Linked DNA regions of Homo sapiens: region 1 is linked to region 2. A link is an interaction called in ENCODE POLR2A ChIA-PET data of the cell type or tissue named here. Cell type or tissue: Panc1. All regions are shown on one strand. Each heading gives the region's core, and the rest is flanking DNA. Links, peaks and the distances in the headings are about the cores only.

What was found. Peaks named below come from ENCODE experiments on the same cell type or tissue, not always from the same donor. Only the 100,000 strongest peaks of a DNase experiment are listed, where the experiment ranks them.
Region 1: POLR2A ChIA-PET joins it to region 2 with 14 read pairs; 2 of 35 experiments call an interaction of 5 or more read pairs at or near these places.

Annotation. Positions count from the first base shown.
Region 1 is chr21:33,849,332-33,860,412 of GRCh38, forward strand. It overlaps ITSN1 (intersectin 1), which reads left to right. Exons shown (of 40, transcript NM_003024.3): 30 at 7,405-7,526; 31 at 9,355-9,461. Among named protein-coding and RNA genes, the nearest start is that of ATP5PO, 61 kb to the right of the region's middle. RefSeq lists an enhancer at 8,190-8,883. In Panc1, for the core only: no CTCF peak of the experiment used is centred there; a DNase peak (open chromatin) is centred at 5,540; H3K27ac peaks cover 1,831 bases.
Region 2 is chr21:33,963,467-33,974,547 of GRCh38, forward strand. It overlaps LINC00649 (long intergenic non-protein coding RNA 649), which reads left to right. Exons shown (of 3, transcript NR_038883.2): 3 at 5,771-7,720. LOC124905013 (a long non-coding RNA gene) reads right to left here and starts at 4,998. Exons shown (of 2, transcript XR_007067847.1): 1 at 4,767-4,998; 2 at 3,635-3,884. RefSeq lists an enhancer at 8,214-8,903 and a silencer at 8,302-8,596. In Panc1, for the core only: no CTCF peak of the experiment used is centred there; a DNase peak (open chromatin) is centred at 8,365; H3K4me3 peaks cover 340 bases; H3K27ac peaks cover 5,414 bases.

The sequences.
Region 1 (11,081 bases), core at 1,627-9,626, 110 kb before region 2:
AAGGCAGACGGATCACTTGAGGCCAGGAGTTGAAGACCAGCCTGGCCAACATGGTGAAACCCTGTCTCTATTAAAAATAGAAATATTAGCTGGGCGTGGTGGCGCATGCCTGTAATCCCAGCTACTCGGGAGGCTGAGGCACGAGAATTGCTTGATCCTGGGAGGTGGAAACTGCAGTGAGCCAAGATTGCACCATTGCACTCTAGCCTGGGCAACAGAGCAAGACTCTGTCTCAAAAAAAAAAAAAAAAAAAGACCTAGTATTTGATACCACAACAGAGCAACTACAATAGTAATTTAATTGTACATTTAAAAATAACTAAAACAGTGTAATTGGATTGTTTGTAACACAAAGGATAAATGCTTGAGGGGACGGATACCCCATTCTTATGATGTGATTATTACACATTGCATCCCTGTACCAAAATAGCTCAGGTGCGCCATAAATATATACACCTACAATGTACCCACAAAACTTAAAAATAAAACAAAAACCAACAGGCTCCTCCTTCATATTCCAATAAAAATGCATTTGTACTTTCATTATAACATGCCAGTCTGCCTTTGTACCCAAAAAACTTATTAACAGGAGCTACTCATACTACAGGAGAGGGCACAGTGAGAGCAGGAAGTCAGGGGTGGGACATAGAAGGGGCCTGGAATGAGCTGAAGCATACCTACCACAGAGGATGTAAAGCTGTGCCAGGAATTCCAGTGCCCATTATGAAGCTATGAATGATACACCCTTTCACTCTCTGAAATGTGCATATTTATGGAAAATTAAGAGATGATTTATCCCTGAGAAGAATTTGATCTTCACCACTTCTCAGCAGTAATTAAACTGCCTGGCAACCCCTGTGGACTGGATTCCCCTCCTTGGGAGAAAACAAAGCTTATTTGGAGTTACATTGGCACTTTTAAGCATCTGGGTTACATCTGAATGGAAGCCTCCCGAGGACCCAGCTACATGGGGCAAGATGTGTCACCAGGACAGGCTGGGTGGGATACCTGAGCTCTGCTGGACCCACGAGGGTCTCTGGTGCCTTTGGGGGCATTCCTTCCCCTCTCACCTCTGTGCCCACCGGCTTCTCCAGACCCCATTAAAAATCGCATCTTGAGGATTTGCAACTCCGAGGTCTCAAGGACTGATAACCGCTTGGAGTGATGCCCTGTGCAAAGTGCCTGCAACTCAGCAAGGATCCAAGTTGGCCTGGGACTCCCAGGTCTAGCAACCAGCAGGCTCCCAAAGGACAAGGACCCGGACTGCCTCCTTCTCACTGAACCCCGGGGCCGAGCGTGGATGCTGCTTCACAGCAGGAGTACACAACTTCATGGCTTGGAGAACGCTGGGGTTTCAGACATCAGCTGCAGGGTAAAGGGACATAGTGTTTGGCCAGAGAACTTTCTTCACGTCATATCCATGTGGCTTCATCTGCTTTTCCTACACGACAGGCCACCCCACACCTACCAGGAGAGGCCCAGGGTGTTGAAGGGAGTGCAGTTAGATTAATTTGCCCAGGAGAAGCCAGTGCAGCTCTGGGGTGCATGGGCTCACCTGGCAGGAGAGACTTGGTCCATGGGGAGAAGCCTGCAGTATAGATGGGACCTCCAGGAGCCCAAGTAGCATAGACCCTGCTGATCCGGGGCCATTGAGCCAGAGGATTTGGGCTGAATGTCCCCAGAGACAAAAGGGAAAGGTAGATCCTTTCCCTTAAAGATGAAAGCCATCGCCCGGGCTTGCTTATTGCTCTCTCTCCTGGTCCTTCCACATGTTGTTTCTGAACATTTGTTCTGGCATCACAATCCCCGTCACCCTGTCATCTGGCCCTTCCCACCTTTCCACCTTATCTCTTGCAGTGTCTCCGCGTCGACCTGGCACCTGGGTGAAGGCTTGCTCTTGCTGGTGCCCATAGCCCCCAGTGTATGGTCTTGACCTCCCCAGCCATATGGAGACCCAGCCTCAGGAGGGCCCCTCGAGGAAGCCTCCCCTTAGCACGAGGAGTTGCTCCCTTCTGAGGTCCTACTGTCTCCACCATCAGCACAGCACACGGGCTCTTTTTTCTTTTCTTTTTTTTCTTTTTTTTTTGAGACAGAGTCTCGCTCTGTCACCCAGGCTGGAGTGCAGTGGTGCGACCTCAGCTCACTGCAACCTCCACCTCCTGGGTTCAAGCGATTCTCCTGCCTCAGCCTCCCGAGTAGCTGGGATTACAGGTGCCTGTCACCATGCCCAGCTAATTTTTGTATTTTTAGTAGAGATGAGGTTTCACCATGTTGGCCAGGCTGGTCTTGAACTCCTGACCTCAAGTGATCCACCTGCCTCAGCCTCCCAAAGTGCTGGGATTACAGGTGTGAGCCACTGCACCCGGCCTGGGCTCTTTTTTTAATGCTTGCTATTTTAATTTCTTTTTTTTTTTTCTCGTTTTTTTTCTTTTCTTTTCTTTTCTTTCCTTTTTTTTTTTTTTTTTTTTCCTGAGACAGGTGCTCGCTCTGTTGCCCAGGCTGGAGTGCAGTGGTGCGATCATAGCTCACTGCAGCCTCTATTTCCTGGGCTCAGGTAATCCTCCTGCCTCAGCCTCCCAAGTAGCTGGGATTACAGGCATGTACCACCATGCATGGATAATTTTTTAAATTTTTTGTAGATATGGGTGTCTCTCACTATGTTGCCCAGGCTGGTCATGAACTCCTGGGCTCAGGCAATCCACCCACCTCTGCCTTCCAAAGTACTGGGATTACAGACATAAGCCACCAAGCCCAGCTGCTTGCTATTAATATTTTTAATTTAATTTTCCTGTTGTGTCTCTCCCAAGATTGTGAGTTTCCCTGAGGACAAGGACAGTATCTTGCTTATTTCTGCGTCTCTTGGACTTCAGAGGAACTTAATAAATATTTATGGACCACCTTATTGCATATTTTGGCCCCTTTCATACAGGAACAAGGTCTGTTTATTTGCTTTGCTCAATGGGCAACTTGCTGTGGGGGCTGGCTTCGTTTTCAAAATTCTGCTTCTCATTGGGAAAGGTAGAATAATTGGAGGTGTGGAGATGGGTGAGGTGCACTTTTTACCCTGAATGCTCTGTAGCCCTTGAAATTTTAATAATCAGCATGTGTTTATGTATTACTTTTGTAATAAAACAAGTTCTTGAAATGATGCTGTTCATACAAATATCAGTTGAGGGAAGCAAGATGACCTTTTATTGGTAAGGTTTTTTTTTCCCCGTGATTTTCTCCAGGGCCTAGACTCAAAAAATCCTTCCAGAAGGCCATCACATCTCTCTCCATTTCGTAAATGTGTCTAACTAGGCAACATCTAAGGGACGGCACACAGATTAGGAATTTTATGTGGGCTATAATAGGGGATCATTTGTAACCGCCTGGAGTCATTTGCAATATTATTTCAGCTGTGTGTGGATTTCAGTTAGTTTTGAGAATCCTTCTGTCACACCAAGATGTTCATGGAAAACCATTTGATGTGTTTTCTCCTCTCGTTTTTCCCTGGGAAAGGGGGCCAGAAACCATGTTTATCCTAGGACCCAAAAGAGGAAAAGGCCACGTCCCTCCACCCCTAAAGAAAACGCTTTTATTTGAAATGTCTTTTCCATTTACCCTACTTTGAATAATGGAGTTTTTAAACTCACTTGTTTTTCTAAATATTAAATTTTCAAAGGAAGAATATTTTTGAGTTCAAAATGCCTATTTCAAATCTTTAATGGTTCTCTTGGTCTGGCATTCACCAGCAAGTTTTAAAGCAGCCTCCCATGGGTCAATTTGATGGCTAAAAAGATGATTCCAAGCCAACATCATTGGCACATAATGTAAAGAAGACTCTCCCCACAAAACTTTTGCTTTTCATTGTGTTCTGCAGTGGCCATCAGGGCCATCCCCCTGTCTCCAGGCAGGGTGGTAGGTGGACCTGCGAGAGGTGGAATTTGGTGGGGGCAAGCAGCCCAGACTTGCCCAGCGCTTCCCCTGACCTCCAAGCTCCATCAGCTCTGACTTGGGCCTTGCAAAGTGTTTGGACCAGAGGCCAACGCTACCTGGAGCAGGAGGCCACGCAGCAGCCCTCCAGCTTGTCCCCAACTGGCCCCAGGCTCCTGGGATTCTTGGACAAATGGCCCAAATTTACCCTGAACCTTCTGCTGTTGCTCTGGCTCTGAGCTTCTTCACAACCTGCACCGTGTAAAACTTGAAGACTCAGAAGAGCTTCTGAAATCCAAAGCAAGCCAGGACTTTTCCCCATAGGTCCTTCTTTCCGATTCCTCATCATTCTACGCGTGTCTGCTGGTCCCTCGCACCTCCATGCTGCAGACTGGAACTCTGGTCGGGTTGTCAGTTTCAAGTAACACTAGTGTTTCTCAACAGGGTGCTCGTCTATTGGCATTTGGGGTGGGCAGTTCTGTGTCCTGCATGTTGTGGGTCATTTAGCAGCCCTGGCCAGCCTGCCAGATTCCACTATGACAACCAAGAACACACTCTCAGCCCTGGGACTGGAGTGGGATGCAGGGCAAACCTCAGCCTTTGGGGAGTGGGGACAGTACTGACCTCAACATGGTGGGGAAGAGCACCACCTTCAGCGGAGGGTGGGGCAGTAGCACCGCCTGCTGAGGACCACCAGTCCCCCAGGTTCTTAGCTATGCCCTGGAGGGCAGGAGTCTCTCCTCTTCTGTCCTGAATCCCCAGCACCCAGAGTGGTTAGTCCTAGCCTCATAGTAGGACATCAGTAAATATTTGCCCAGTGAATGAATAAGATCTATGAACAGTCTTCAAAAGGGCCTGTGAACCCAATGAAAGTGTGCCCTAAAGGTGTGCATTGTACACATGTATTCGCTGCAGCAAGAACCCATAACTTCCCTCAGATTCTTCAAGGCAACTGTGGGGCATCCTTAAAGGGACATTCAGAAAACTGGTCCAGCCAGTGGCCACTACGGGCCTGATGTTTCTGTAGCTGCAAACATCACCGCACCGTGTTTGTGCAGTGACTTTTAGAGCTACCACTCTGTGTCAATATTCTAATCTCCCTGCAGAAGGGACCATCCTGAACGCTCCAGGGACTCTGCTTCCGTGAGAGGGCATCCAAGTTGCCTAATGCAGGGGCTGCATTCAGCCCTTCAACAAGAAATGGCCTGAGGCCCGGGCCCTTTCACTCACTCACAGGAGAGTGGGGTAAAAAGAGGGCAGGAACAAGATATGTTTCCCCCCAAACTCGAGTGTTTCTTGGGTGACCTTCCCAATAAAAGTCAAAGAACTCGGAGACATCACTCAGCTTGCCACAAACCCAAGCTCACACAGCAGCTTGGCTGAACTGAATGAGTGAGCCCCGTGGCCTGCCTCCTTCCTGAGAGTTCATTGTTGGTGCAGCTGTTTTAATAAAAGACAATCTATGCCCTGAGGCAGGAAGAACAGTTGGGCCAAACCCGTGGCTGAGCAGAGGGCTCAAGCTCAGACACATCTGCAGACCTGTGCAAAAGTGCGAGCTCACCTTGCAGCCCTGGAGAATTCTGCTTGACCTCAGGGCAGGGGACTCTGAGTGAGGTCGAGGGTGTTGATATAATGATGACTCATTTCTGCTGCTTTCCCAGCATTCTCCTGCTGGTCTTGGGTTGTTCCTGTCCCAGCAAGAGAAGCTACAGCATCCAGAAAGGACAATTGGCCCAGAGAACGGACAAAACCAAGGGCTGGAAGCACCACAACCCGAGAGTTAACCTCTAAAGCAGCAAAGCATTTGCCAAGAAATCTCTGATATCATTTGGCCCAGAGGGATCATACAATTTGCAGAAGCTTTCAGCATATAGGCTAGATCAGTCATGACCCCAGATAACTCCCTTGAGAGAAGATGGAAACTCGAGGAACCCCTGCTAGGCCAGAGCAGGCTTCTTGAACATTAGTGCGCCAAAAAACAATCCTCTGGAGAGCTTGTTACATCACAGATACCCAGCCCCCAACTCCAGAGTCACTTCAGCCGGGGCATCTCTAGCAAGCTCCTAGGTGACGCTGATGCTGCCAGCCTGGGGACCACGCTTTGACAACCACTGGTCCCCAGCAGGGGGTTTTGCACTGTGCTCCATTGTGCCCCCTTGAGGGGAACAGAAGGGATGGGAAGAACAAGTAAAGGGGATTCAGCCCGGACTCTCCCACCTACATTCGGGACACCTCTGGGTCTGTCTTCCAAGTCTGGCTTCTGTGATTAAATAAAGAACCTCTGATAAAAAAGAGAGGTGGGTCCAGGCCTGCACATGGGATGCTCCCAAGAACCAAGCCTCCCTCCTGCTCATTCCAGTGTGTCTGGGGCAGGAGGCTCAAATGTTCAAACAAAACCCCAAATAACAAGCTAAGTGGGCAGAGTCATGAGTGAGCCCCACTTCCAGTGCAGGCACCATCTCAGGGCAGTGGAGTGGCCCTTCCCGTCGGGCAGCCTTGGCCTCCATGATGGTCTTGTGCCAGGCTCTCTGCAGTGGGAAGGACTACCCTCTCTGTGGCAAGCATGCTGCTCAGCTGCCCCAGGGGCCAGGCAGCAGCTTTGTCCAGGAGAGTGTGCCCAGTGCTGTCTGGAGGCACCCTGCATCTGCCTGGTCCCCAGGACCATCAGAGCCTCAGCACAGCCACCTCATCCTCCACAAACCAACCTCGACATGGATAACCCATGGCCTCCTGGAGCTCGGGGATAGAGCACAGCCTCTGCAGCCCAAGTCTCAGGGTTTGGCTCTTGCCTTCACCACTTCCAAGCTGAGAGACCTGGGGCCAGTCAACCTGTGTAAACCTCGGTGTCCTCGTCTGTGAAATGGGGATAATTCTAGTATAATACTTGAGCATTAAATGCAGTTCACCACCTGACATGGTGTGAGCCCTCCAGAGTTTTGGCCAATCGTCATTGAGTGTTTTGTTTTCACATTATTTTCGTGTTTCTGATGAAGCAGGAGTGTGCCGCCTGTATCAGTTTCTAGGGTGCCCTAACAAACGACCACAAACGGGGGGACTTAAAACAATAAGAATTTATTGCCATACATTCCTGGAGGCCGGAAGTCTAAAATGGAAGATGCTGGCAGGTGCCAGCCTCACTCTGAGGGCTCGGGGTGTGTCTTGGTTTGGAAACACATCACTCCAGGTTCTGCCTGTCTGTCTCTGTCTTCTTCTCATAAGGACACTGATCATATAGGGTCAGGACCCAACCCTGAGTATGACTTTATCTTAATTTGATTATATATGAAAAGACTATTTCCAAATAAGGTAACGTTCACAGGTACCAGGGGGTAGGGCTTCCACATATTACTGGGGAGGACACATTTCAGCCCATGACCCCACTGGACTGGAGCAAGCCCTCAGGACCCAGCAGCCACGAGGATCTTCCGTGTGAAGTTGTGTGGGCTTCCCCAGACTGTGCTAAGTTCTCCCAAATGGTTGTGTTTTCCAGGGTGTTCAGACTTACATCTCTTGGATATGTTGACCCCAACTGAAAGAAAGCGACAAGGATACATCCACGAGCTCATTGTCACCGAGGAGAACTATGTGAATGACCTGCAGCTGGTCACAGAGGTAAGGGAGCTGGTGGGGCAGGGGGCACGGCAGGGGGCGATGACGGAGGGAGAGGGGAGGGTTCCGTCAAGGAGGTCTATGTCCTGATTCTGAGCCCAAGAAACTTTCTGATGTTTGAGGAGCATCTGGATGGCAAATGCTATAGGAGATTGCGACCGCAGAGACGGTTCGTTGCTTATCCATGGCCAACATTGAGTCATTCCCACAGAGGGACAGAGATCACTTAGCCAAGGGCAAGTGAGTCCCTGAGCAGTTGATGGATGGAGTCATGTGAACTGAGAGTCTGGAGTCCACGCTCTACTCAGAGCAGCTGCAGCTCAGCCACCAACCAGGAGGTGCCATGGAGCCAGCCACGCCGCCCTCCTGGCCCGCAGTGTTGGCATCTGGAAATGGGGGGCCATCTGGCTGCTGTCTCGAGTCATTCCTGCCATATGTTACCCTGAGACAAACCTGTCACTGAGAATGGCAACGTTTCCTCCCAGGCCCCCACAAAAGCCCCTGACCTGAGTGATGCCTCCTCATCTTGTCAGTCCTCCCAGAAGGGCCCTGGCCACCTCATCCAGAACTATGGGGAGATGCGGAGCCCGGCGCTCCTGCTGCTCAGCAGGCCTTTTGTCCACGTCCATGGGAAGATGCCATATTGGGAGACAGGGATTTGCAGAGATGGACCTGCAGTTTGGAGAGTGCTGTGGTAGTCTGGCAACCACCACACCAAACGGGTGTGAAACCATCTTGTCTGATAGTCTTAACATCCAGGAAAGACGCAGCAGGGCTCGCCGCTGTTGGAGGAGTACAGGGTGGGTTGTTAGCTGCAGGACCACCATTAATACTTAGGAAGCATTGATGCAAACTCAAAAAGGTGCCCCTTTCTCAAGGTGTTTGACTGTTATTAAATATGCAGTTCAGGATGTCCAGGGTGCAAGTGTCACTCCTTAGATATGGCTCCTTTTTGCACTCTGCAAAACGCACCACCATATGTGGTTGCCCTGGTACATGCCGGGTTCAACGTCGGCTTAAGGACTCCTGTGGAATAGGACTCCCAGGGAGCAGCCGCAGCCCAGCCAAGTTTATGTCGAAGATGGGCTGTCCCCTTCCCTAAAGAGCCTTCAGAAGCGCCTCCTGTGGGAGAAAATGACCTCCTTGCAGGCGGGGGCTTGCAAGTGGAACACGGGGTTCCACTGAGATCTGTGATTTACTGAGAGTTGCTCAACCACACAGAGCTTGGAGGGGCTCATTCATTTTCCAGAGCCCAGGAGGAGGGCAGCACTCACCCCCTTGTAGCGGGCCTGCAAGTGCTGGGTCTGTCCAGGGTCAGCCCAGGAGGCTGAGGACACAGCGATGGAGTCAGTCACCGAGGTGGCCACTGGCTTATTAGAGGAGCTGCCGCCTGGGCTGCTCCTCTCAGAAGGCCCTCGGTTTACCTATGCAGATGAAGGGACTGTCCACAGCCACCGGCACCTTTAAGCCCCGCTTTTCACACCGGTCCAGCCCCTCCCAGTGCGCAGGTGAGACCGCTTAGCCTGCGTGCATGACTTGGTACCGGCCTCCCTGCTTGTCTGGTGGAGTTAAGACCTGTCTCCTGGAGACTTCAGCTGCCCTCCTTCCCCTGTAAAACAATGCAGGCCCTGCTGGGGACCCCCCTCCGGTTTCCAGGGCAGAGGAGGGGCTCTCTGCTTCAGAAACTGCAGGAAAGCAGGCGTTCACCTCTGGGCCTCTCAGCCAAGGTACAGACACCTGAGCCCTTTCCCTGCTCTCAGCGGATCGGCGTGTGAGTGTGTGAGTTTTAAGCTAACTGCTTTCTGAACTGCTTCGTTTTCTGCATCTGTAGATTTTTCAAAAACCCCTGATGGAGTCTGAGCTGCTGACAGAAAAAGAGGTTGCTATGATTTTTGTGAACTGGAAGGAGCTGATTATGTGTAATATCAAACTACTAAAGTAAGCCTCTCCTCTAATCCCCAGCCTGGCTTGGCCTCCTCGGCTCTCATGCACTCGCACCTCTGTGGGTCTGTGTGTCCTTCTTGCATGCTGCCCTGTGCTTCTTTCTGGCTTTTTTTTTTTCTTCTCATTGCCACTCACAAACACCATCACCCTTTTGTGCCTTCGTGCTTTCTGGAAACGCACTCCGAATCTCTCATTGCAAGAGTAGGTTTCCTGGGCACCCCAGAGCCTGCTGTTGGGTGAATTACTGTGGTTGTGAATTTCCAGGGCTAGGGCGACGCTGGCTCCTGATGGTGCTGGCTCCATGCTGGGGCGTGGGGCTGCCCCCTCTACGCTTTCCCTCGGACGCGGGATCCCATGGGGGATTATTGGTCTTTTGAGGCATTCTTGGCCCTGCAGATGGAAAAATGTGGAACTGTTCACTGCCTAACATCAGCAGTTCCTCAGGATCACTCCGGGAAGCTGGCCCTAGGCTGGTCGTATTTTCTTCCAACTTTAGTTTGCAGAGGCAGCTCCAGGGCCAGGAGTCAAGAGACCTGGGTTTGGATTCTGACTTACTCACTGCCTTTCCTTTTTGAGCCTTAGTTTCCCCATCTGTAAAATGAAAGGGTTGGATTCGATCATCACAAAGTCTCTTCCAATTCTTAGAAAAAAAAAAAAGTCAAAAACCAAAATCTGTATCCACCACGCTCTCATTGTAACATCACTTGCTAGAACACAGATTAAGTCACAGCCTGCAGGGCGCGTGATATTCCCTGCTGGGAGGAAGGGCCACCCACTTCCTGGGCCCGAGGATGGAGGGCAGGCTCCAGAGCCTTGCGTCCATTCCTGATCTTCATCCGTGTCATTGGGAAGTCCCCATTTCCTAAATGTGGTCTCTGCATTGTTCTTATAAGGTAATTTCAGGTCCCCACTTTCCTGAGCGTGTGTTTGGGAGTGGATGGAGGGATGGAGAGGAGGTGTGGAGAGGTGGACATGAAGAAAGATACATAATGTCTGCTGGCTTGGTGCTCTAGAAGACGAATGATCCAAGGTGACATCAGGCAGGCTTTTAGAGAAGGTCTGGACTCCGTTGCCCGCGCCCCCTGCCACCCGATGCCGTGGAAGCCTTTCGAACTTAGGTCTGGTGTCACACCCTTGGGCTCACATCCGCTATTGCCTCTGGCTGTGTGTCTTCTGGCAGGTCACTTTGGTCCCTGGGCCTCAGTGTTCTCGTCTACATAGACGATAGCTGGGCACAGTGGCTCATGCCTGTAATCCCAGTGCTTTGGGAGGCCAAGGTGGGTGGATCACTTGAGGTCAGGAGTTTGAGACCAGCCTGGGCAACATGGTGAAACCCCATCTGTACCAAAAATACAAAAAGTAGCCGGGTGTGGTTGTGGGTGCCTGTAATCCCAGCTACTAGGGAGGCTGAGGCAGAAGAATCGCTTGAACCCGGGAGGCAGAGGTTGTAGTAAGCCAAGATCGCACCACTGCACTCCAGCCTGGGCCACGGGAGTGAAACCCTGTCTCAAAAAAAGAAAAAAAAAAAAAAAAAGAAAAGAAAATATACCTGTAAGTTAAAACCTTTTTCCTTGGGCAGCTATCAGTGGGGGCTGGGGGAGGCGGGAGATGTTT
Region 2 (11,081 bases), core at 1,791-9,790:
GAAGCCTTTTCCCCAGCTATCTGCTCAGCTCATCCGCTGTCTCTTTCGTCCTCGCTCAGATTCCCCTTCTCTGTGAAGCCTTTCTGACCATCCTCATTAAAATCAAATAACCCCACCCCTCCACTCTCTTGCCCATTTTCCTCATCCATTTCCCCCTAGGACTAATCACTCTCTAACATTCTCTATATATTTTTCTGATATATTTGTTTATATGTCTTGCATAAACAAAATGATTTGGTTTATGGTCTATCTCTTCTTGCTAGAATGTGAGCTCTACAAGGGTAGGGATGCTTATTTTGTCACCGTTGTGTCCCTGACTCCTAAAATGCTGACGGTGTGGCCAGCTGCATGCCCTGCTGTCTCTATTTTGAAACTCTAACAAAATTTTGGACAAGACCCTCCTCTTTCATTTTATGCTGGACCTGGAAAATTACAGAGCAGGTTCTGACTTCCAGGCACATGGTACGCATTCAATAAATAATCTCTTGAATGAATGTTGAATGTAGTGGTTTTCAAAGCAGATGGGAGATAAGAGGTTACTGAGTGGTTGACTGAATGGAGGGAGGGCTGATCATTCATTCATTCACGCATTCATTCATTCACTAACATTCAACAAATATTTACCTGACATCCTTAGGGATTAAATTTCTGTCCACTGATAGTGAACCTCATGCATCATGTTGCACAGTCCATAGATGTGAGGGATTTTACGAACACAACACCCTGTGATGTAGGTATGATTGTCTCCACTTCCAGATGAGGATACTGAGAAGTTAAGGCATTGCCTGAGGTCATGTGGCTAGTGGAAGCCACAGGCAGGATTATCCCATGGCTGGCCAGGCTGAGCTGTAGGGGCAGCTCCTGTACTCTCAGCCTCCTCCTTCAGAATCCCTCCTCCTCACTCCCCATTCGTGGGCTGCTTCTCCCAGGATCAGGCAGCCTCTGCCCACCTTTTCTCACTTCACCCTTTCTCCTTGCAGAATTAGAAAGAATCGGCTCCAGCTATTTGTTTCTTACTGTGGATTTATCCATGTGTCACCTCTCCCAGGCAGAATTACATTCTGAAGGCATCTCTAATTGAGATTGCTCCATGGGGAAGGACTCTTAGGGCTCAGAAAGCAGGTGGTAAAGCCCTGGAGTGAGGCAGGAACCCCAAAGCCCTATGACACCCCATATAGGTACCCCCAAACCTGCCTATACTTCAGGCCAGGCCCCCAGTATAGAGATGGAAAAATAGTCCCACTTTTGGTCACAGATTCTGGAAAACTGTGAGATTCTGGGGAAATCCATTTTGAGTAATACCTTTTAGAAGAAGAAAAAAATGGAAGTAGCTTATCATAGAATGGGTTTTGTTAGACAAAGATGGCAATTCAGGAGGAAACATAAATTTAACAACTCTCAAGTATGCACAGCTGACATCTCGTAGAGCGGGGCTGGTGACTAAGCCAGAAGTTACTGTCTGCATCCTTTGTAACTTACAAATAAAAATGAGGACCAGACATTAGTTATGAAATGCATGAACAACCACTGCTCTGGGAGCCACATAAAAAGATGGTGATTCCAAACATTTAACCTTAGCATTTGTCTGTGTGGTTTCATTTGAAAATGATGGGGTGCTTGAAACTCTCAGAACTTAGAAAACTCTTAAGTTTTTTTTTTTTTCTTAAGACAGGGTCTTACTCTGTTGCCCAGGCTGGAGTGCAGTGGTGCAATCATAGCTCACTGCAGCCTTGAACTCCTGGCCTCAAGGGATCCTCTTGAATACCTGGGATTACAGGTGCATGCCATCGTGGCCAATTTTTAAATTTTTTTGTAGAGACAAGGGCCTTACTATGTTGCCCAAGCTGGTCTTGAACTCCTGGCCTCAAGAGATACTCCCACCCTAGCCTCCCAAAGTGCTGGGATTACAGGTGGGAGCCACCATGCCTGGTCAAAACTCTATGCATTGAAATAACAAATATAAGAAATAGATAAAAATATAATACATAATGAATATAATAAATATAATAAATATACAAATATATAAATATTGTATTCTATATGTAAACTCATGTATTTTATATATGAATATATTATATGCGTAACATAATATATTGTGTGTGTATTATGTGCATAACATAATATATTGTGTGTGTATTATGTGCGTAACATAATATATTGTGTGTATTATGTGCGTAACATAATATATTGTGTGTGTATTATGTGCGTAGCATAATTATTGTGTGTGTATTATGTGCGTAGCATAATATATTGTGTGTATTATGTGCGTAACATAATATATTGTGTGTGTATTATGTGCGTAACATATTGTGTGTGTATTATGTGCGTAACATAATATATTGTGTGTATTATGTGCGTAACATAATATATTGTGTGTGTATTATGTGCGTAACATAATATATTGTGTGTGTATTATGTGCGTAACATAATATGTTGTGTGTATTATGTGCGTAACATAATATATTGTGTGTATGTGTGTAACATAATATATTGTGTGTATATTATGTGTGTAACAATATGTTGTCTGTATATTATGTGTGTAACATAATATATTGTGTGTCTATTATGTGTGTAACATAATATATTGTGTGTCTATTATGTGTGTAACATAATATATTGTGTGTCTATTATGTGTGTAACATAATATATTGTGTGTCTATTATGTGTGTAACATAATATATTGTGTGTCTATTATGTGTGTAACATATATTGTGTGTCTATTATGTGTGTAACATAATATATTGTATATACATTTGAAAATATTGTATATATAAAGTATATAACATAAAAATCAGAAATAAACATAAGGAATGTAAGTATTGAAATTACATTGTGAGCTTGCTTTTTGTACTCAGACCTTCCCCACAGTGTTAGGATGGTTTCATTGGCAAATAAAAGAAACTGAACCCAACCCAGCTTAGGACTTCAGGAAAATTGATTGAATGATTGCTTGATTGCTTCTATGATTGAAAACGCTGCCTCACCTCCAGGCCTCCCTGGCTTGATGCCCAGAGGGGCAAAAGGAGCTTCTCTTTTCTCCCAGCAGTCACATGTCAAATCCTAGATGAGCTCAGGCTGGCCTTACTTGGACACACGCCCCTCCCTTGGGCCTTTGACTTAGCAGGAAGGATGGGGGGCTAATTAGCCAGAACTTGAGGGGGCCAGACACTGTGACTGAACCCCCAGAATCAATACCATCAGCTTTGGGGAGAAGCAGCTCCCAGGAAAAAGAAACAGTAATTGCCTATAATCTTGCTTTTCTTTCCATGCTGACAAGAGACATTTTCCCTGAGACTGACAGAAAGCGCTGTGTTATAAAGAACTAGTCCTTTCTCTTAGCTGTTTTCATAATTCCAGGTGTTTTCTGTTCCAGTCAAAAGACTCGAGAAAAGAAAAATTTCCCAAGAGAGAGGATCAACTTCTTCTTTATTTTGGGAACAGTAGCTAAAATGTGGTCTCTGGACCCAGGCTAACCTAGATTTCAACACTGCATCTCCTGTGGAGTGTAGGAACTTGGGAATTTAGGTCCAGTTGGCCTTCACTTTCCCTGTTTGCAAAACAGAGATAAAATTATACCCCTCTTAGTTTTATGGTAAGGATTAGATAAAATAACACGTATTACCAAATAGCACAGTTCTTGGTAGATTTTCTTTTATTTACTTTCTCCTTCAAATACCCACTGGGTAATTTTTTACCCCTCGAGAAGCCTTGGAAAAGCAGTGATACTGGATGCATTCCCTTATCTTATCACTTGTCACATTCATTATGCTGAAATCATTCATTTAAGTGTGACTCTCTCTTTTATTTTCCATCAGGCGGCAGGTTCCTTGAGATCCAGGGCCATGTGTTATCCGTTTTGATGTCCCCAGTGTCAGACTTAATGCCTGGGAACACAATAGGAATTCAACCAATGTGGAGCTGCTGAACTATTGAACCACCAGATAGAGCTTTTGAGGGTGACCGATCGTTATTGCCTTTAGAAAAGCAAGATTGGTGGGTTACACCCACACAGAGCCAAGTTAGACTATTTTCTGGAATTTGTTTAACCCAGGGTATGTATTTACCTGGACCACAAAGAGAATGTTGATGTGACCAAGTCATCTTATAGGGGAATGGCAAGGAAGGGAAGAGGCAACAGGGAGTTACATGGCTGGGTTGGAATCTTAACTCTCCCGCCTACTTGCTTGTGGAATCTGAAGCAAGTTTTTTCATCTATTTCTACCTCAGTTTTCTGATTTTTAAAATGGTACAATAATACCAACTACATGGGACTATTGGGATAATTAAATGAGACAATGTATTTAAAAAGCCACTGCAGGCCGGGCGTGGTGGCTCATGCCTGTAATCCCAGCACTTTGGGAAGCCGAGCAGTTGGATCACTTGAACTCAGGAGTTCGAGACCAGCCTGGGCAACATGATGAAACCCCATCTCTACAAAAATACAAAAAAATTAGCCGGGCATGGTTGGCATTTGCCTGTAGTCCCAGCTACTCGGGAGACTGAGGTGGGAGAATCGCTTGAACCTGGGAAGCAGAGGTTGCAGTGAGCCAAGATTGCATCACTGAACTCCAGCCTGAGACCCTGTTTCAAAAAAAAAAAAAAAAAAAAAAAAAAAAAAAAAAAAAAAGCCACTGCCTTGAGGCATCAACATACAATATGGAAGAGTCCCTGAGCTGGGGCCACAGGGTTTGCTTGGTAGGCACTGTGTTTGTAGGAGTACAGTCTTAACTGCTGTAACAAAGGGGCTCCAAAGTACAGTGACTTACCAAGAGAGAAGTTGATCTGTTTCCATGTCACAGTCTGGAGGTCAGCAGGTCAGGGCTGCTGGGGTAGCTCCACATCCTTAATACGTGCTTTCCATTTCTGTGTCTAAGGAGATACCCTGGTTCTTCTCCTCTCCTTCCAGCAGTGGAAAGGGGGAAAGGGACTGGGCACAAGGGGTCGATGATACTACCAATTTTTTGAGGGCAAGATCAGGATGTGACCCTCATCACTTCTGCTGGCTTTACCTCGTCACATGACCATGGCTACTGCAAGGGAGACTGGGAAATGTAGTCTTTGGCCAGGCAGCCATGTTGCCAGCTAAAATTTATACTACAGAAGTATAGAAAAACAAAAATTGGGAGACAACCAGCCACCTGCCATAGCCACTTAGGACCTCACGAAAAAAGGCAAGAGTGATAGTTACCTCTCAAAAGGGCTCTTTGCTGGGTTCCCTTGGCAGCAAGTGCATAGTACAAAGTCTAACTCCCCATGAACCAGAAGGGAATTCAGGAAATGATTCAGGCTCCCTGGCTGACTCAAACACTCAGGATCCTGGAGAGAAAAGTAGCCATACACCCATTTGGGGCTTGGGGTTTAGTTTATAATAATAATAATGACTTTGGCACAGAAAACTTCCTGAGGGTTAATGAATGACTGGCTTGGATTAATAGCCCAAATCACTGCTGAAATCTATCAACTCCTTCCAGCTTCATATTAATCTACAGGAAATTCTTTGTATACCGAGCTATTACAGCTTCAATCTCACAAAATAAAAATGAATGGATGTTTCATTAGAACTTGGAAAAAAACTTGATCACCATTGTGGGTGGCCACCATGCTGTTATTATTTTTTTTCCAGGCACATTTCCTGCATTTCCTCCGGTTCTCTTTCTGGCTTCAATTTGCTGCAGTGGCAACAGCAGCAGCTGGCCCTCTAGACTAACATCTCCTTGCTATTTATAATACACTTTGCAATGCTCATTATTTCTTAACTTTGTCTTCCCAGATAGACTGGGAGCTCCATGAGGTCCGAGACAACCTGAAGACGCCCAGCTCAGCAGAGACTGGCTACGGCAATCACTCAGTAACTATTTGTTGAATTGGACATAATAGAAGAGCTGAAGAATTTTAAACAAGTCACCATCAGTGCAGTGGATTCCTCAAAGCAAACCTGGAAATCTCGGCATGAGTTGGATTTAAGGCAGTACATTTTCAGCTCCTGAAAATTTGAACAGTTTCTCAAGAGAACAACTTGAAACAGAAAGGCAAGGATGTAGATGTGGTTGTAGAAGATGATGTCTGCGGCCACCAAACTGTCCACTGTGAAGACAAACCATGCATGTTTAGTAGGCAGTGGCTCCTCTTCCCTGTGGGGAGTCCCACTGCTTCCCTGGCCTGGGTGTTCTCTGCCGGTAGATGTTATTGACAAAATAAGCAAAGTCCTCTGATTCTGAGAATTAGAGTTAATGATAGCTCTAGATTGCCTCTGCCATGCTATTTAAAGTCCTGCTTTATTGTCTGACATGAGTTCGGCATCTATGAGGACTTGTCCAGTGCAAAGTACAATCTCCACTGAAAGATATCACCAGCACATCTTGTCACTGTGCTGTAGCAAGCTGGGCAGTACAATGATGTTGGCAGGATCCTGTTTAGGTGGAGGATGGCCACCTGGGCATCAAGAATCTTCTACCCTGATTCCACATTGACTCCCCAAAGTGGGCTTCAGACAGCTCTTTACTTACGTCTTCTGATTAAAGCAGCAGACAGGGTCCCAGCTAGAGAAAAGTTCTGGGAGCAGGAGAGGTGTTGGTGGCTTTAAAACCAGGGGTGAAGATTGAATTAGGAGGTTAGGCAGGAGTAGGATCAAAGACTTAGAAAATGCTTGTTTCCTCCTATTATTCTTATGAGAGCTGATACGGGGCTTTCAGTTTTGGGGGAGAGCCTTGGAAGAGAATGAGGGAATTTAATCAACTAGCGGGACCTTTCCAACTTACATTTCCCAGTGTTTGTTGGATGATACGTTTGCCTAATAAGTTAAAGCTTCCAAAAATAGAAAGGAAAGCTTGGTGACACTAAGCTCTGGCATGCTGTCATCTTCTGGCTAGGGGTCTTGTGCTTCTGTTTTTCTATTTCTGACCAAAGACATAAAATGTGTTGTGACCTCTCAGGTAATGCTGTGGTATCATGTCCAAGCAGTAACTAACCAGAGTGGAGTTTTTACAGGTAAAAAAGTATTGAATAGCTCAGCAACAGGGAGGACTTAATGATAAATTGCTTTTTCAGAAAATGACAAGGGGACAGACACTTGCGGTTCTTCCATTGAGAGCCTTAAGGAAGTTAAGCGAAGCCTCTGCTCACCCCTTCAAGTAACGATGACCCATCAGATCGTGGTCATAACCAGTAGCATCTGAGGCACCCCTAAGCTCTCTGGGCCCCAGATTCCTTGTTAAGTTAAATGAGGTGACTTCCCAGTTTACCATTCTAGGGGTTCCTGAGGAGTTAAAAATGAAGGAGAAAATGCAACATGTACCAAGTGAGCAAGAGCTCAAGGCTTATCTCTGGCACGAAAGTGACCGCTGTCCGTTAGAGATGTGATTGCCCTAGATTTCCTTTAGGAAATGCAAACATTGAACTCTGGCCTTCAGGACCCAAGTCCCGGCTTGCATCTATTCTATACACTTTCTGTTATTTGTTAGGGCTCACAAGGAACAGTTATTTATCTTTTATTTTCTATTTTTTTTTTAGAGATGGAGTCTCACTCTGTCTCCCAGGCTGGAGTGCAGTGGTGCCATCTCAGCTCACTGCAACCTCCACCTCCCGGGTTCAAGCAATTCTCCTGTCTCAGCCTCCTGAGTAGCTGGGACTACAGGCGTGTGCCATCATGCCCGGCTAATTTTTAGTATTTTTAGTAGAGGCAGGGTTTCACCATATTGGCCAGGCTGGTCTTGAACTCCTGATCTCAAGTGATCTACCCTCCTTGGCCTCCCAAACTGCTGGAATTACAGATGTGAGCGACCACACCTGGCCCATTTGTTTTCTTTCAAACCCTTCTGTAAGACCAGTGCTTTAGGTGAACACGTGGACAGAACAAGATCATCACTATTTTGCAATATGAAGACCAACTGCGCTGTGACCAGAAAAACAGAGGCAAAATGTTGAGCTTAATGATACCTTTTTATAATTTGTATTTGGTGTTTCTCAATTTTCCATTGGATAGTTTGAGAGATAAGTACAAGTCAATGACATGTTCTCTTTCGTACCCTATTGTCTAATCCTGCTAACACACACACACACACACACACACACACTGATTACCTAATTTATCTGTTCCCCGATTATTACACTCTCAATTGCTGCAGAGTCTCAGAAGCAGCATGGTGTAACAGAAAGAATATGAGGCTTAGAATCCAAAAGCCAGAGTGTGAATTCCAGCTCCACTGACTTGCTGCGTGACTTGAAGCAAGTCATTACGTGTCTCTGTTTACTCATTTTATGACTTTCCTATTGCCTCTGTAATATAGCACCACAAACGTGTGGACTTAAAACAACATGCATTTATTCTCTTAGCGTTCTGGAGGTCAGGAGTCTGACATCAATTTCGTTGGGCTAAAATCAAGATGTTGGTAGGACCAAGATCCCCGTGGAGGCTCTGGGAGAACCCATTTCCTTGCCTTTGCCAGCTTCTAATGCTGCATTCCTTGCATTCCTTGATTGTTGACCTCTTCCCCCATCTTCAAAGCCAGCAGAACAGCACCTTGTTTCATTGCCTTCTTTACTGTCAAATCTCCCTCTGCCTTCTTCTTATAAGAACACTTGTGGTTGCATTTAGAAGCTGTGATAATCCAGAATAATATCTTTATCTCAAGATCTTTGACTTGGTCTCTTCTGCAAAGTCTCTTTTGCCACAGAGGGAAATATTCACAGGTCCCAGGGGTCAGGCTGTGTACGTCTTTGGGGGACTTTATTCTGCCTACCACACTCATCTTTTTTTTTTTTTTTTTTGGATGGAGTCTTGCTCTGTCACCCAGGCTGGAGTGCAGTGGCATGATCTCGGCTCACTGCAACTTCTGCCTCCCCAGTTCAAGCAATTCTCCTGCCTCAACCTCCCAAGTAGCTGGAATTACAGGCGCCTGCCACCACGCCCGGCTACTTTTTGTACTTTTAGTAGAGATGGGGTTTCACTATGTTGGCCTGGCTGGTCTTGAACTCCTGACCTCAGGTGATTCCCCCACCTTGGCCTCCCAAAGTGCTGAGATTACAGACGTGAGCCACCATGCCCGGCCCCACACTCATCTATTAAGTAGAGCTAGGAATTCCTATCCTAAGGGACACAAAAATGAAAAAAGATAAAATTTGTGAAGAGGCACATAATGAAAGCCCATACATGTCACTGAGTTCAGAGGAGGGTGGGTCTGACCTCCCATTGGCTGGTCTCTGCCTGATGGACATCGTGAAGAAGAGAGCCAGGACTAGTGTGGCTGGGGGATGTTCAGGGGCCAGAGTGGCTTCAGGTGCCAGCAGCCCTGGCCGAAGGATGACTCCAGGAGCAAGGCTCAGAGCCGAGTGGAAGAAGCTTCATAAACGCAACTGAGCCAAGCATGATGGGATGTGCCTGTGGTTCCAGCTACTCAGGAGGCAGGTGGGAGGATGGCTTGAGTCAGAAGTTCGAGGCTGCAGTGAGCTATGATCACACTACTGTACTCCAGCCTGGGTGACAGAATGACACCCTGTCTCTAAAAAGAAAAGGCACCTGGATGCTCATGACCGAGATGGGGTGGGGTGGGTGGGGTGGGACAGCCGCACTTTATAACTTTGCTTTCAGCATGATGTGGATTAGTGTCTCCCATGTGGGAAAATTATGTTTACCACTTAGAGACCTGATAGTGCTTGCTTACCCCATAACGCTGGACGGTGGCAGGCTTAACTCCCCCATCAAGGGCCTTAATGTATTTGGGGCCCTAGTCCTAGCAACAGCAGCAAATCTCCTTTTTCTTTTCCTCGAGCTGGTTGTTCACCAGGCAGTTGGGATGTTAATGGGAAGAGAAGACACACACAAGTCCCTTGTTTTCAATAAGGCAGTCTGGTCACGTCCTTAGCAGGTTATTAATCTTTTTCAAACCCCTCCTCTCCACCAAGTTTTATGATCCTGGGAAGGAGATTCCTACCTAGCATCCTTAGAGTTATCGGGGGTTAGGATCGGTGCATGCAGTCACTTCCGTGGAATCATCAGTAGCCCTCCAGCCTCTGGGGAGAGCTGCCAGTGGTCAGAGATGTTGGGAATTACGAGGGAGGAGCTAGGGAGAAGGAACTCACAGTCCCTCAGTCTCTGAAGGTGGCTCCTGGCAGGAGAGGGGGCCAGTCCTAGATAAGAGCTCTCCCAGGGAATTCCAAGGGTCCTCCCAAGGTCCAGCCACAAGATGAGGAATTACTGTTGGGCTCTTCCTCAGATGTGCCTGTGAATTCATATCACAGATGCTTGATGCATTTGACAATTGTTTAATTGCTTGAGCCCAACTGATACTCTTTCAGTCACTTTAAGGGAGTGATTTCAAGTATGATCATTGCCTCAAATCTGTATGGCTTTCCTTGCCTTTCAGGTGCTTTAAGAGGGCTTATGTTCTTTGACTCCCCTAGTAACTCAAAAGGGTGGCTAAGATGCAACTCTGGAGGTTTCCAAGCTCTCTGCAAAGCCTGCCTTCAGTAGTCTGTGCACCACAAGAAGCATAACTTTATTATCCTCTAGCTGAATTTACCTCCTGCTTCGAGCCCCTGTTTTCCCATGTCATTTTAGGGGTCCAATGTTTTTCCTGGAGGCATATACACACACACACACACACACACACACACACACACACACACACACACACACACATATATACACACACACATTCCAGGGGCCTCTGAGGTGCCAAGACATGTGTGGGGTCCATCTGGTTCACACTGATGTCCATGATCATTGAGTTCATTTTTTATATCAACTATGTGACACTTCCTATAGTTTCCAGTTCCTGGTTAGAATTTGCAAAGTTGCCGACTATTTCTTTGAATAGAGTAGCTAGATCATGGGTCTACACCAGTCATCAAGCAGCGATTTCCCTGTTGGAAGCTCCAAGCAAATTGTCAGCTCCAGCATTCCACACAGCTGTGGGTGCCACACTCCTTTTCCTTTTAAAAGATGATGATCTGCTAGTGGTGAATGCTCTTGGAGTTTTATTTGTAGGTTTTTCTTGTTGTCGCAAATGTCTATATTTCATCTTCCCTCTTGAGGGATATTTTCCATGGGTAGAGGATCTAGGCTTTTCTTTTGGATTCCATTG